Regions from separate parts of the Homo sapiens genome. Here region 1 is linked to region 2. The links are chromatin contacts, found by Hi-C in ENCODE. All regions are on one chromosome and are shown on one strand. The core of a region is the stretch at or near the end of the contact, and the rest is flanking DNA. Distances in the headings are between cores, read along the strand shown. Region 1 holds the start of TEX35 (testis expressed 35). Region 2 overlaps CRYZL2P-SEC16B (CRYZL2P-SEC16B readthrough).

The links. Hi-C counts contacts between places; a loop is a spot of excess contacts on that map.
Region 1: a map of vagina shows a loop between it and region 2 (4-fold over the local background). The contact joins the promoter of TEX35 here to the enhancer-like site in region 2. A Hi-C loop is called at or near these places in 3 of 168 maps with a recorded cell type or tissue (IMR-90, chondrocyte and vagina).

Annotation. Positions count from the first base shown.
Region 1 is chr1:178,511,716-178,514,415 of GRCh38, forward strand. TEX35 (testis expressed 35) reads left to right here and starts at 1,394. Exons shown (of 9, transcript NM_032126.5): 1 at 1,394-1,512; 2 at 2,312-2,362. The coding sequence starts at 1,474. It overlaps LOC101928866 (a long non-coding RNA gene), which reads right to left and starts at 1,335. Exons shown (of 6, transcript XR_001738307.2): 1 at 927-1,335; 2 at 361-567.
Region 2 is chr1:178,010,210-178,012,909 of GRCh38, forward strand. All of the region lies in intron 7 of CRYZL2P-SEC16B (CRYZL2P-SEC16B readthrough), which reads right to left. It also overlaps the pseudogene CRYZL2P. Among named protein-coding and RNA genes, the nearest start is that of CRYZL2P-SEC16B, 26 kb to the right of the region's middle. RefSeq lists a silencer at 1,272-1,472. Within about 2 kb of position 1,407, at least 2 of the 41 ENCODE cell types and tissues checked have a DNase peak (open chromatin) inside an H3K27ac peak, as active enhancers do.

The DNA.
Region 1 (2,700 bases), core at 144-2,643, 500 kb after region 2:
GGGAAGCTCTACTGCAGGTCCAGGAGGCCCCCAAGCCAAAATTAGCAGAAGGAGGTGGGGCACATTTTCACGGGGCTGGTGGATGTTGAGATGGAGTCAGTCATTTTCACTGTAATTCCCTTAGAGGAAGGGCATTCCTACCACGAGGCCATCAGATCTGAGAGGGCTGAATTAAAAGGTCCAAGGAAACTGAAAAGTTCCAGCCCCTCATTTATAAGTGGGGAAAGTGAAGCCTGGGAAGCTGGTGACCACCCCCAACTCCCTCTCCTTCCGCTGATGCAGTGGCAGACACATTCTCCTCTGGCTATGGTGGAGTAAGACCCACAGCTGTCACCAGTGTCAGGGCTGGGAAATCACCACCTAGGAAATGCATCAGAAGTGCTGCAGGTGGCTCCAGAAGTTCCAGTGGCCTCCAGGAAGGATAGTCCCAAGCAGGTGTGTGAAATGGGAGGGTAAGTGTGGTCAGTAGTGGCCTGCATGGGGATGTCATTCACATGCAATTTGCATTAGTTCCTGTACTCCTGTGCTGTCTGTCCTCAGATGTCCATGTTGGCCTTTTCTGTGCAACTAGCAGTTGAAATGAGAGGGAAGAAGGAAGTGAATGACCAGTGATAAGAGGAAAAGAGAAATCAATTTCACCAACCCAGATCCCCAGTGATTTTTTATCCCATGGGGTGCCATGTTCCTCTGACTGTCTACTTTAGCACAAACTATGGCTACCCGCAGAATGGCCTTTTCTTTAGTATTCTTCATTTGCCCGAAAAGCTTCTTATCTTTAGCTTCTTGTCCCAACCCTCTTCCCGGATGATAGAAGAACTAGGAAAAGAGAATTTTTAGGTGGGCAGGGGTCTGGGGGTGGTTGTGGGACAGGGGCAGTGTGAGGTCAGAGGCATCAGAAACCATCCTGCTGAGACTGGCTACCCCACCTCATACAGAGTAACCCAGGTTAAGTGAGACGGTGCATGCACGTTGAACCAGAGAGACTTCATGGCATCCTCCAGCCCAAGGTGGCTTCCGGTCCGAGGTGGGGTCGGTTCGCGCGAGGAGCGCACAGCAGAGGACATGGGCTGTGCGCTCAGAGGAGGAGCTGGCTGTCCCTGGAGGACGTCCTTCTGAGTCAGTAGGTGAGTCCTGCTGCAGAAGGAGCCACTGCTTCTGACGCGTGCCTTGCACTTCGACCGTAGCAGGCCATGATCCTCCTCAGTGTGGACTTTCCTTCTGTTGCAAGAGGGAGGCCTGGTGGGACTCTGAAACCTGGCCTGAACCCCTCATCTCAGTGGCCGAAGCCCCCCAGGCCTGAAGCTGTGGTGACGCTCTGGACCACCATGTGGGTCCTGGCATTGTGACCTCAGCTGTTCCGTACACAAAGGGGTGGTCACCCTGCCCTCACCTTGACCTGTAAGTTGCCTAGGACAGTGGCCTGGTCCCAGGGGCTGTTGTGGGGAGTTGAAGAACACCCTGGCCTCCTCCATCATGTCGGCCAAGAGGGCAGAATTGAAGAAAACACATCTGGTAAAAGAGAGACATTGCTGGACAGTGTGGGTCCTCTCTGAGCTCCTACTGAATGGAGATGGTGTCGGGGCAAGGGATACAGAGAATGCTCGCATGAATCTCTGGTTTTTCTTTCTCTGTACTGAGCATAAAGCAGCCTCTCAGTCTGGAAGGGGTGTGGGATTAATCCCTAGCCTTGGGGGTGGGAAGGAAAGAGGCCTCTGCTGCCTCCCTCTGGGGATGAGGAGCACTGCCAAGGGAGCACTCCCTACTCCAAGACCACTCATGGTTCCACGGCCCATGCCAGGCCTGCCAGGCCCACATCTAACCAGCAGGGCTAAGGCTCAGAATAACCTTATTAGATAAATATAATCATCACGTCGATTTTATAGATGAGGAAATGGGGGCTCAGAGAGGCTAAGCAACTCACCCAAAATAACAGAGATAGTAGAGAGGTCAGCTGAGACTATAGTGCAAATCTGCCTATGGCCAAAGCCCTTGCTCTGGAAACAACACTTCCGGGGCTTGCTTCTAGTTATCTTAAAGTGCTTTCTCCACGCTGGCGCCTCCAGCAGGGAGAGGGCTGCCTGCCAAATAGGCAGACACACGCCCATAGGAAGAGGACAGCACGACAAGATGTGATTTGTTAGGAATCGGATCCGGGTGCTGCGGGGTCTGTGAGCCTGAGCTCAAGCCAGTTGGACAGGCAGGGTTGCATGGTTGTGGGGGGCAGGGGGCAGGGTTCCCGTGCAAGGGCCAGATGTTCTCCTCCCCAATCCTGATGTCTGCCAGCCTGAATCTCAGTCTCCTCTTTTTGCAGAGCAAGAACTACAAGGCAGTTTGCCTGGAATTGAAGCCAGAGCCGACCAAAGTAAGAAGCCCTTTTGAGGCCATGCAGGCAGCCAGGCCTGAGATCCATGGGGAAGTGACCAGGAGTCAGGGGTCATTTGCTGATCCTAGTGGCCAAGATTTGTCCCAGGTGCTGGGGGATGCACTGAGAGTTCTTGCTCTCATAGAACTTCACACTGTAACCAATCAGATACATAAACGAACAAGGACTCATTCAGCAGTGTTACCTGCTCTGCTGGGAATCAAGACAGGGAGACATGTCTGAGTGGCTGCCGTGGAGTGGGTGGTAGGGAAAGGCCTTCCTTTGAGCTGAGAGCTGAAGGACAAGACTCTGGCTTTGCAAAGGCAGAGTAAGAGCCT
Region 2 (2,700 bases), core at 157-2,656:
CATACCTGCAATCCCGGCATTTCAGGAGGCCATGTTGGGAGGATCGCTTGAGCCCAGGAATTGGAGACCAGCCTGGGCAACACAGGGAGACCCCATCTCTATTAAAAAGGTTTTTTTAATTAGCCAGGCATGGTGGCACATGCCTGTAGTCCCGGCTGCTCAGGAGGCTGAGGTAGGAACTCACTTGAATTTGGGAGGATTGCTTGAGGCCCAGAGGTAGCCTTCAGTGAACCATGATTGTGCCACTGCACTTCAGCCTAGGTGACAGAGCAAGACCTCATCTCAAAAAAACAAGAACAAAACCCAAAGACAGGAAGCCCAATAGAAAACTACACAAAGAGCTTAAATTGCAATTCAAAGCACTGGAAACCTGAATGGATACCAAATATATAAAGAGATACTTAAATGTATTAGAAATCAGGAAAATTCAAAGTAAAATAGTAAGATGCCACTTTACGCCTTACCAGTTTGGCAAAATTCTGAACGTTGGACATATCAACAGGGTGACAAATAAACAAGAATTCTCACGTACTGATTGACGATAGAGGCATAAACTGGTCAAGTCATTCTGGAGAGTAACTGGCAGTCAAATTAAGTATGCATACATCCTATGACCCAACAATCTACACCTGGGAAAATAACCCCAACGTGACCTTTGCACAAGTCCCTAAGGTTGTGCAATAAGTCTGTTTACTGCCATACTGATTATTATGATTTGATTAGGGCATCAAGTCAACCGCAAAGTTTATCAGTAGAAAATGAATCTATAAACTGTGGTGGATGCATACGATGCACCACGATGTAACAGTGGGAAGCAATGAACTGGATACAGGAACAGCAACACAGATGGATCTTAAAAAGCACCGACTGAGTTATATGAAACAGAACAAGGTCTAGTGCATAACACCATTTATGTAACTTAAAAAGAAATTAACACACAAATTAACTCTATTTGTTTTACAAGGAAATGCAAATCCAAAGATGCATATCAAACTCATCACAGACTGGCTCAGAAGGAAGGAAAAGGTGGGGAGAGGCAGTGGGAAATGAGGGGAAAGGGAATAATACAGACATTCATAAATATACAGACATAAAAACAAAAGATCAGCTGTCCATGGCCCAACAATGAAAATGTACTTTGAAATGACGATTATGATTAATCAACCCTTTCCGTTTGAGATTCTCAAAAAAAAAAAATACAAAAAATAAAGTAAAATAAGTACAGGAACAAATCAATCATGGCAATCTCTCTGCTGCATGAAATCCCTGCATGAAATCCTCTGAAAACATCTGTTTTTCAGAGCTCTGTGCCTTACAGAGACCTTTCCCATCTAAGCAAGTTTAGACTCTCGACGAGGAGGTGGAAGAGGTCTAAGACAGATGTTTGAAACACTCATCCCCCCTGTCAGTCATTTCCAGGTGACTCACAGCTGCATCATTCTCCCTGTCAGTTAGAAGTAACTTGTTCCCAGAGATGTGTCATAGCCCGACAATAGAAAATACTTGAGAAAATAAATATTATTAAAGCTAGTGATACTTTTTCACCTGGCATCCTAAGGGAGTCAAGGTCTTCTGCAAATAAATGTTAACATAAAAAGAAAGCTGTCCCTTCAAATGCTCAAGCTAATTTTAATCATTTTGCATAAAAATCTTTATTAAAATGTATCACATATTTCTGTGACTTCTATTACAGAGAATACTGGGGGAAAGCATAATCTTGTTCCATGACTTCAGCATTTCAAAATTTTGAACATCCATTATTTTACCTTCTATTTTTCTGATATTCTGTCACCTCTCCATGTCCAGTTGCCACTTCTGTTGTAACTGTAGCTGCTTCTAAAAATAACCCAACTCTGTCCCTTTCTACCTGGTGGTCTCTGTCCGGGCTGGGAAAACAGACTCTCAGTGGTGTTAAGGACTGGAAGTTTAATAAAAGTGATAAGGCTCTGAGTGAGAAACTAAAAAGTAAAATGCATGGCTTTAGACCAGAGTCTTTTGATAGCTACTTCAGATAGACTAGGGACGCTTTCCTCCTGGATTCTACAGGCTGTGTTACAGAGAGGAAGACTGTACAATACTGATGCCTAGGTGTAATAGATACACAGGCTGTTCCCAGCACTCTGGTTTTCTGCCTTCAGGTGGATGAAGCCATAATTAAATTTGTCTCTGGAGATATGCAACCTGGAATTTGCAGCAAGATAAAAACACTGCTTTTGTTTTAGGATATGAAGGTTCTGCTGTTGGAATTTTTAACTAGTTCATCAATCAGGAATAATCAAAGTAACCTAGAGTTTTCTAAATATATCATATTGATGTGTGCATTCATTAGAAACTGGCTCTCCCCCATCATAGTACTGTCCTGAGATCTTCCCAACTAAAACATAAACTCCTCATGGGCAAGACTAAATCTTACTTTTTATTGACTGACATAAAGTGAATGTTTGATGAATAAAATAAATCATGAATGAATGAGTATATGTGAGATGAGTGGGACTGGGTTTTTTTTCTAATCGTTTTTGGAGTACAGGTGGCTTTTGGTTACATGGATAAGTTACTTAGTTGTGATTTCTGAGATTTTAGTGTACCCATTACCCAGCAGTATACATGGTACCGAATATGTAGCCTTTTATCCATCCCCCAAATCTTCCCCCAAACCGAGACCCCAAAATTCATTAATATCACTCTTATGCCTTTGAGTCT